Regions from separate parts of the Homo sapiens genome. Here region 1 is linked to region 2. A link is an interaction called in ENCODE POLR2A ChIA-PET data of the cell type or tissue named here. Cell type or tissue: K562. All regions are shown on one strand. Links, peaks and the distances in the headings refer to the core of each region. The heading gives the core; the rest is flanking DNA.

Evidence for each region. Peaks named below come from ENCODE experiments on the same cell type or tissue, not always from the same donor. Only the 100,000 strongest peaks of a DNase experiment are listed, where the experiment ranks them.
Region 1: POLR2A ChIA-PET joins it to region 2 with 5 read pairs; 1 of 35 experiments calls an interaction of 5 or more read pairs at or near these places.

What each region holds. Positions count from the first base shown.
Region 1 is chr6:15,425,006-15,429,402 of GRCh38, forward strand. All of the region lies in intron 3 of JARID2 (jumonji and AT-rich interaction domain containing 2), which reads left to right. Among named protein-coding and RNA genes, the nearest start is that of DTNBP1-AS1, 120 kb to the right of the region's middle. In K562, for the core only: no CTCF peak of the experiment used is centred there; a DNase peak (open chromatin) is centred at 2,496.
Region 2 is chr6:16,089,397-16,093,793 of GRCh38, forward strand. No RefSeq gene overlaps it. Among named protein-coding and RNA genes, the nearest start is that of MYLIP, 37 kb to the right of the region's middle. In K562, for the core only: no CTCF peak of the experiment used is centred there; a DNase peak (open chromatin) is centred at 1,751.

The DNA.
Region 1 (4,397 bases), core at 250-4,249, 660 kb before region 2:
TATTATCATCCCCATCCTACCGATGAGAACACTGAGGCACAGAAGACTATACTTGTCTGGGAGACAAGGCTCCCGGTATGTAATACAGACTCAGTAAATGATGTCTGCTCACCTTAAATAAGTCAATGAAGAGCCATCATAATGTACTGATGACAAACAGAGAATAGTATAGTTGTACCTTCAAAATTTTTGGAGTGGCCTGAGAATTCTGGGGTGTGGCAAAGTGATTCCATTTTAACCTTCAGAGGATTGTGACCTCCAAGGAGCACATATGCATAGGTGCTAATTTGTAAATGAAAACGCATGCTAATAGTTTTCTCAGGTGCTGAGATGCAGCTACATATGATTGATTTAAGCCTGTTTTGAGCCACAGAAATCTGCATCCCAGGGAAAGTAGAGAAGTAAATAATTTTTGTTGCGGTGTACTGTGGTATGAATGTGCCCCCCAAATTTCATGTGTTAGAAACTTGTTCCCCAATGTAGAGGTGTTGGGGTCATGAGGGCTGCACCCTCTTGAGTGGATTAATACCTTTATCGTGGGAGTGGATTCATACCTTTATCATGGGAGTGGATTCCTTATAGAAGGACAAGATAGGCCCCCTTTTGTCTCTCTTGCCATATGTTGCCTTCTACTCTACTATGTTAGGTAATGGCATGAAGGCCATCACCATATGCCTGTCCATCAGTCTTTAAAATGGTGAGAAATAAATTTCTGTTCTTTATATGTTACGCAGTGTTAAGCATTCTGTAATAGAAGCCTCAAATGGACTAAGAGCGCAAGTGTGCTGCAAAAGAAAGATGCGTGAAGTTTGTGGAACACAAGCAGAGTGACTAGGGAAATTGCGGCAGCTTCAATATGGTCATGTGTGCACTTCATTTTCCCATATCTGGGAGATGTAATAAGAGCGAGAAAAGGAGGAGACCCTTTTAGTATTGTGCTTTTCTGGGTAAGTCAGTCCTCTTTGACGTCCTAATAGCATGATGTGAGCTGCCAGCTGTGGGTTTCTCAGCCAATCTAATGCAGGGAAACAGGCCTGTACCTGTTTCTGTGAACATGGTAGCTGGGTGCAGTGCAGTTATAGTAATAACATGATGAGCTTCTTGAGTACTGGGCAGTTTGCCTTGGGAGGGGACAGCAGCTACTTGAGACCTGCCACTCAGGAAGGGCCAGAGTTTTCGAGATTGTGACTCTTAATAATCCTCGAGTGGGGCCGAGGTTTGACAAGTGAAGGGTTCTTTGTGCTTCTTAACAGGCTGCTTCTAGAAGGCTTTGTGTGCTTCAGGGCATTCTCTTTACCGATGGACTTCACAAGCTGGCTGAGAGAGAAGGCAGGATTGAATTATAAACTTTTCTTTACCAAGATGGTGAGCTGGAGGCAAGATGGTTAGTTGATATTCAAAAGGACGCACGTGGATGTTGGGCAGGCTGCACATTGGACAGGCCCAGCTAGGCAGACTGGAAATGACCAAGAACCCAGGTAGTTTGTAGAATTAAATGAAATAACCTGTCTCCACACTATGTAGGAGGTTACTATGCTTAAGTGTTGGCTCCCAAATCAGTCTAAGCCAAGATGTGCTCAGAGGCACTGAATCAATATTTGTTGAATGGATGTGGACTGACAGCACTAGCTTCCTTCAGTTATAGTAGGGAGTGGAAGAGCTCCAAGAGGGTTTCCTGTCTTCACCTTAGTAAATGAAAAACAAACCCCAATCTTGCTTGCTTGCTGTTTTTCCAACCCCCAGAGGATGAGGTGACTTAAGCCTAATAGATTCTTGGATAATTACAAGGAGGTCAGGAGATTTTACCATTTGAAAGCCATCAGTGCCATTTTATGGTTTTGATCAAAAGGCTTATTTATAGTATACATTTACATTGTTTAAGTGTATGTGTTTGTTAAAGAATTACATAACTGGCCTGAGTAATGGGGGGTACATCAGCACCTTGATATATTTGGAGTAGCACTTTGCAGGAATGTAAAGGAGGGCTGTGTCTGGCAACCCTTTGTGGCTGTGTGCAATTTATTTTTAACCTTGCCATTTATGCTTATCTTCCTGAAATTGTGTTTTATGAGTTTGAAACCTGGGTCTTCTTTCTTTAACAAGTTCCTGTTCCTGCTAGACTTGGGTCTGTCTCTAGAGAGGTCTTATTAGATACTCAATTCTTCTGCATAAACCTGCACCACACTCTGTCCTAAGAGTTCAGAGCATGTGAGTTGTAGTGTGATGGAAGGAATCGCAAAGCCTGGACCTGCCGCAGAATATTTGCATCCTCTGCAGGTTTAGATGTTGGCGAACACTTGTTGGGACTTCATATTCACCCCCATTATTTGCTTCAGGCTCCTGGCAAACATACTAGCTTCTTCCGCATTTGTTTATTTTCTAGAAAACAAAAAAGGCTGGAACTTCATTTTTATTACTGCAGTGGCCATTTCCTTTTTCTGTTACCTCGGAGATCAGATTGCAGGGATATCACTTCCACCCCCCATGTAAATTATGGTCTAGTATGCTTTGTGGTTGCCATGGAAACTGCTGGATACAAGTTTCTTTCCTTCCTCCTCTAAGCTCTTGCTAGGCTTTTAAACAGTAACATTTTTGTCTCATCCCTTTGCCCTCCTTGCCTTTTCACACCCCCAAAGGACAAGTCTAAACACCACCCTGATCTTTTTCAGCAGTTTCTGACCCTCCTGGGAACATTTGATCAGTTCCTGAATCTTCCTTAGTGTGAATGTGTAGACACTGGTTCCTGGCATCTTACGTGAAAGGCACTAGATGCTGGAATTGTGAGGGCTTGGAGTCACCTGGTTTGTGAAGGAGGTGACAGCCATTAATGTCACTTGTGGTTCACATGTGAGTGCTTATATGGGGTTGTTAGACATACCTTTTTTTTTTTTAATGCAGAGTGCTGCTTGATGTTAATACCTCACTTGACTGCCTAGTGCAATTGCAAGTAGTGCACAGTGCTTTAACTAAGATGAGAATTGAATGTTTCTTCTTACTACTGTCGCCGTATACTTCCTGTTCCCTCACTGCCTCCCTCCTATTTTATTGTAAGATGGGAGTCTGGCGGGTGATGAAAGGCAGCAACCAAAGTGACTTGTTTTAGAAGAAAATTGGGTTCATTTCTGCTTTTGGAAATTTTAAGGAGGGGTTTTTATGGTAAGTGGGTTTTTTTCTACACAATAAGGTAAATATCATGCAAGAATATTTTTTCCTTTAGGCTCAATGGCTTTAATTTGCAATGATAGAATCTTCTTTTTTTGTTAGATATATATTTTTGTTATACTTTAAGTTCTAGGGTACATGTGCACAATGTGCAGGTTTGTTACGTAATGTATACATGTGCCATGTTGGTGTGCTGCACCCATTAACTCATCATTTAGCATTAGGTATGTCTCCTAATGCTATCCCTCCACCCTCCCGCCACCCCACAACAGGCCCTGGTGTGTGATGTTGCCCTTCCTGTGTCCAAGTGTTCTCATTGTTCAATTCCCACTTATGAGTGAGAACATGCCATATTTGGTTTTTTGTCCTTGCGGTAGTTTGCTGAGAATAATGGTTTCCAGCTTCATCCATGTCCCTACAAAGGACATGAACTCATGCAATGATAGAATCTTCTAGTGCCAGGCATGGTGGCTAATGCCTGTAATCCTAGCACTTTGAGAGGCCAAGACTGGCGAATCACCTGAGGTCAAGAGTTCGAGACCAGCCTGGCCAACATGGTGAAACCTTGTCTGTACTTAAAATACAAAAATTAGCTGGGCCTGGTGGCACACACGTGTAATCCCAGCTACCTGGGAAGCTGAGGCAGGAGAATCGCTGGAACCCGGGAGGTAGAGGCCGCAGTGAGTTGAGATAGCACCACTGCACTCCAACCTGGGGGACACAGCGAGACTCTGTCTCAAAAAAACAACAAAAAAAAAACAAACCCCCCCCCCAAAAAAAAAAAAAACTTCTAGAGTATAGTCCTCATTAATTGTCTTGATAGCTCCATCCTCATACTTAAAGCTATTCACAGAATTGGTTGAAAGCAACATCATCCATATGTGATTGTCTTGCCTGTGTTTGGGTGGGGCGAGGAATAGGTAGTCTTTGCTTTCTAGGCTATGTCCACTTGAGTAGGGATGGGTCCTTGTTTATCTTTGTATCCCCAATGGTGGCAGAGTATCTGCTGTGGAATAACAATTTGCATGTTTTTGAGTGTGTAAACAAATTCTAAGAGTAGCTAAACCAACTATTAGGAAAAGGAATCTTTTTCTTGTTCTTTTTTTTTTTTGAGGTAGTTGTGGTCTCACTCTGTCACCCAGGCTGGAATGCAATGGTGTCATCATAGGCTAACTACAACCTTGGATTCCTGGGCTCAAGCAGTCATCTCGCCTCAGCCTCCTGAGTATCTGGGA
Region 2 (4,397 bases), core at 97-4,096:
ACAACAACCAGATCTCGTAAGGATTCACTCACTATCAAGAGAACAGCACCAAGCCATGAAGATCCACCCTGATGACCCAAACACCTCCCACCAGGCCCCACCTCCAACACTGGGGATTACAATTCAACATGAGATTTTGAGGGGACATCCAAATGAGATCACTATCCTTGAATGCAGCAGAATGTAGTGATACTCTCGAACTGAGTATAAGTGTCTGCTACTGTACAAAGCATATTACTCATGGCCTCTTTATTTACACTGGTGTGTTGTAATTTAAGTTGGCTGTTGCTATAGTTTGATGTTCAGCCACTTGCAATCTTGGCTAGCTAACATAAACTCAGAAGTTTGGAGTCATACAGAGATTCTTGTTTCCAATATAGTATGTAATATAGTGATTTGGTGTGGGGGTGTCAATTTGATGACTTCAATATCTGTTACCCAAACATATCAAAAAAATACAGTCTGTTTCAGTCTTTTAGACTGTTATAAAGCCAAATGAGGTCATGTCTGTAAACTGCTTTCAGCTCTTTGGTGGAAAATACATTATAAACAGTGTGTCTTCTTCTTATACATAATAACTTGTTGCTGGGGAAGAGCTCAAAATTACCTTACATGGAATATAAGATATTCATGGAGGTATTTGGAAATCTATATCAGTCTCCTTTGTACTTATTTTTGGAAATGGCAATTTTTCCCAAATAAGAAATAGAAACTTATATGGGCAAATGTGGACTGTTAGAATAAAGTTTTCCTTTATTAAAAATTCTTCCCCAAACTAGACAAACAAGTAAAACCAGATAGGATGTGTGTGTGTGTGTGTGTGTGTGTGTGTGTGTGTGTGTGTGTAATTTTTATGAGACAAATTGGGTCTATTGATCTTAGGAGCTATTCAATCACTATATAATCAGAGAAGAAGACAGCTTGATGCTAGTATCTTTGTATGGTGGTTGTTTCTGAACTATACTGTATTGCTTTCCTATCATGCACATTGATATGTACACTGAGGTTCATTCTGCATTTGCGAAATAACTCATGAGCAAGCCAATGTTCAAGATAACTCAAGTGAAAATAACATCATAAAGGTGTAATAACTATCTAACTATATTGGATCCTGGGATGTTGGGAATTGGGAGAGGCCAATCCTGGATGTGCTGGCTCACTAACTGGGATCCTAGGTTGTTTGAGAACCTGGAGGCAATGTCATGAGCAGGCAACATGATCACTCTGACTGACCCGGCAAGGAGGCACCCAAAGTCCCATCAGAGACTTTGGAGATGCCACAGGCAGGTGTGAGGCTGAGATGGACACCAGATGAGTGACAAAGGGCCTGGCACAAAGGGCCCTGCATGGATTTAGTAGAGCATTCCTCAGCCATTTCAGCTGGCTTCTATGCCTACCTGCTTGGGAAGACTTCCCTCCTTGGCAACTTAACAGGGACTAGACAAACTCTGGCCAGATATTTGGAGCACACAGAAGCAGTTCTACAGATCTGTATTGCAATTATTTGTTTTACACAGATAAATAAAAACTGAGATTAAAACTTTGTTCAAGAGAAATAAGTTATTAATCCCCCCAGGATTTTAAAAATTCATTTCTGAATCAATTTCATTAGAACAGAAATAAGTCTACCTCAATGGGACAGATATGGAGAGTAGGCTGAAATGAATGGAAAACTAGATTGCAGTGCTGTCTGGTGGGTGTTGATAACAATGAGGTGCTCCTTCTACCAAAGCAGTGTGTCCAGGGCAGGTGAGATGCTCAGAGATTAGGGTAGGGCAGGACTTCAGGGGGAGCCTGTCTAGCAGGAAAGATAATTGTTCATTTTACAGTTTGACCTCAGGTCTAAAGAGTCTGCTTGGGGCTGGCCTTGAAGAAGGATGCATCGTCCCTGCTTTCTGGCAAAGGTAGACTTTCTTATTTGAATCCTAAAGCCTAAAAGAAAAAGAAGAAAAAGAAATTGTCATTAATAACTGTTGGTGACCTAAAACATTACACGTCACTCAAACTAATATTCCTGTTGAATGTTGTTATCACATGTCACTCAAACTAATATTCCTGTTGAATATTGTTATTTAATTACATTGAAATTATTGACCTGCTTGTTATACTAATGAAAGAAAGAAAAATTGGTAAGTGTAAACCTATCAGTGAAATGGTGCTGCTAACTCAAGGGACTTATCGGTAGAATGACCCCATAAAGTTTTCATCTCAAGTAAGGCAAAGCCATGTAAGGAAAAAATTCAGCCGGGCATGGTGGTTCATGCCTGTAATCCCAGCACTTTGGGAGACCAAAGCAAGAGGATTGCTTGAAGCCAGGAGTTCAAGACCAGCCTGGGCAGCATGGTGAGACCCCTTTTAGTTTATTTTGTTGTTGTTGTTGTTGTTGTTAGTGCTTATCTATGTCTTGTTATATTTTTACCCCAAATACATTATTTGTATTAACTGTTTTCAGTTCATAGAATGTGGATGTATTTCCATGGCAGTAAGTTTTTCTGTACAACCCATATAATCATTTCAATGGGTGCATTATATTCTGTAATATGAATCTCTCATCGTTTAGCTGATCTTAAATTTTAATCTTTTTATTGAACATCCAGGTTTGCTTTCTCTTCTTGAACAAAATACAGATGGTAATTCCTATGTATATCTTTGTTTTCTTGCTTAGTGAGGGTAGAAACAAGGTCTCTTGTTTACTGCTGCATTCCCAGGAATTAACAACGCACATAGTAGACGTGTAGTATAGTAAATATGAACTGAGTGAATTAATGGCCTGGTTATTTCCATAGGATTAGGAGCGGGACTTGATGGTGAGGCAGGCAGCCTGGTGATTGGGGTGGTTGAGCTGCTTGTGGCAGGGACTAGAAGTCATCTAGGTTTGCTGACGCTAGAGATTGCCTGGGAGAGAGGAAGAGGCACAAAACTGGAGTTGACTTCTTCAGATACTTGCTGAATGCCTACTGTACACATAACGGCAGGAAATAAAAATCACTTCCTCTCTTGCTTTGTTTTTCCAAAGCGGTCAGTCTCCCTCCTGCAGGAAACCAAGGTTTGAGGCCAGTTTCAGGCCAGTGTTCCTTGTCCTGTTCACCATTTTATGCCAGCAGTAAGTAGAGAAGAATGGCAAAGGGCCTACCAGATTTAAGTCTCTACCACTTACTGGCTCTGTGACCTTGACTTGCCTAACCCCTTGAACCCTGGTTTTATCTCTGCAATATAGGAGTGATAATAATAGCTAATAATAATAGTTGTTGTACCTTGCAGGGAGTAAGAGATTAATAAGGGTTAACTATTGCTAGCTAATATTATTATGGATTCAGTAAGCTTCCATATGTTCCCTTTCATCCTTTTTCATGAGAGAAAGCCACTGTTAGCCCCAGACACACCAATGTACTGACACATGTATATATGTTGAGTTTTCTAAAACACAATCATTTTATGAATTAGGGACTATTTGCAGCTACAGTGGCTGTACAGTAACACACTCTTTGATTGAGCAGAGAAATTTTTGTTCTTGTTCACCTAGCTTTTAAGTCATGCTTTTTCACCACATAGCTATTAATAAATGATAGTGCCTGGCACCTCGGTGAGAAGAGTCACTATTTACCAACACCCCCACCCCTACTCCTGCCCTCTTACAGTAGGAGAAAAGGTCTGTATGAGCTCGATGGGAAGCTGTTTCTGAGCTTAGGATTGGGAGAACAAGCTGCAAAATGTCAGTTGTGGGGTTCAGAATTTCAACGTATGTTGCTCTTTCAAAATAGAATAAATTGTTCATTTCTTCTCAGCTGACCACAGATGACTCAAAGATAACCCTAAAACCTCGAAGGAGAAGGAAGGGAAGTGAGCCCTGATGCGGAATGAGCAGTATTGTATATTACTGAAAGATGTGGAGCTCTGAATATAAAAAGATAGAGAGTTAAGGGCCAGGTGCAGTGGCTCACACCTGTAATCCCAGCACTCTGGGAGGCCGAGGTGGGTGGATCACCTGAGGTCAGAAGTTTGAGACCAGCCTGACCAACATGGTGAAACCCCATCTCTACTAAAAAAACAAAAGTTAGCCAGGCATGGTGGTGCATGCCTGTAATCCCAGCTACTCAGGAGGCTGAGGCAGGAGAATTGCTTGAACCCAGGAGGCGGAGGTTGCAGTGAGCCGAGACCACGCCATTGCACTCCAGCCTGGGTGACAGAGCAAGACTCTGTCTCAAAAAAAAAAAAAAAAAAAGAGAGAGAGTTAAAAGACAGAGATATGGTTTACTTTAAGAAAAATTCTTGAATTACCCCCCAAAGTTATTTATTTATTTTTTTTGAGATGAAGTTTTGCTCTTGTTGCCCAGGCTGGAGTGCAGTGGCATGATCTTGGCTCACTGCAACCTCCAATTCCCAGGTTCAAGCAATTC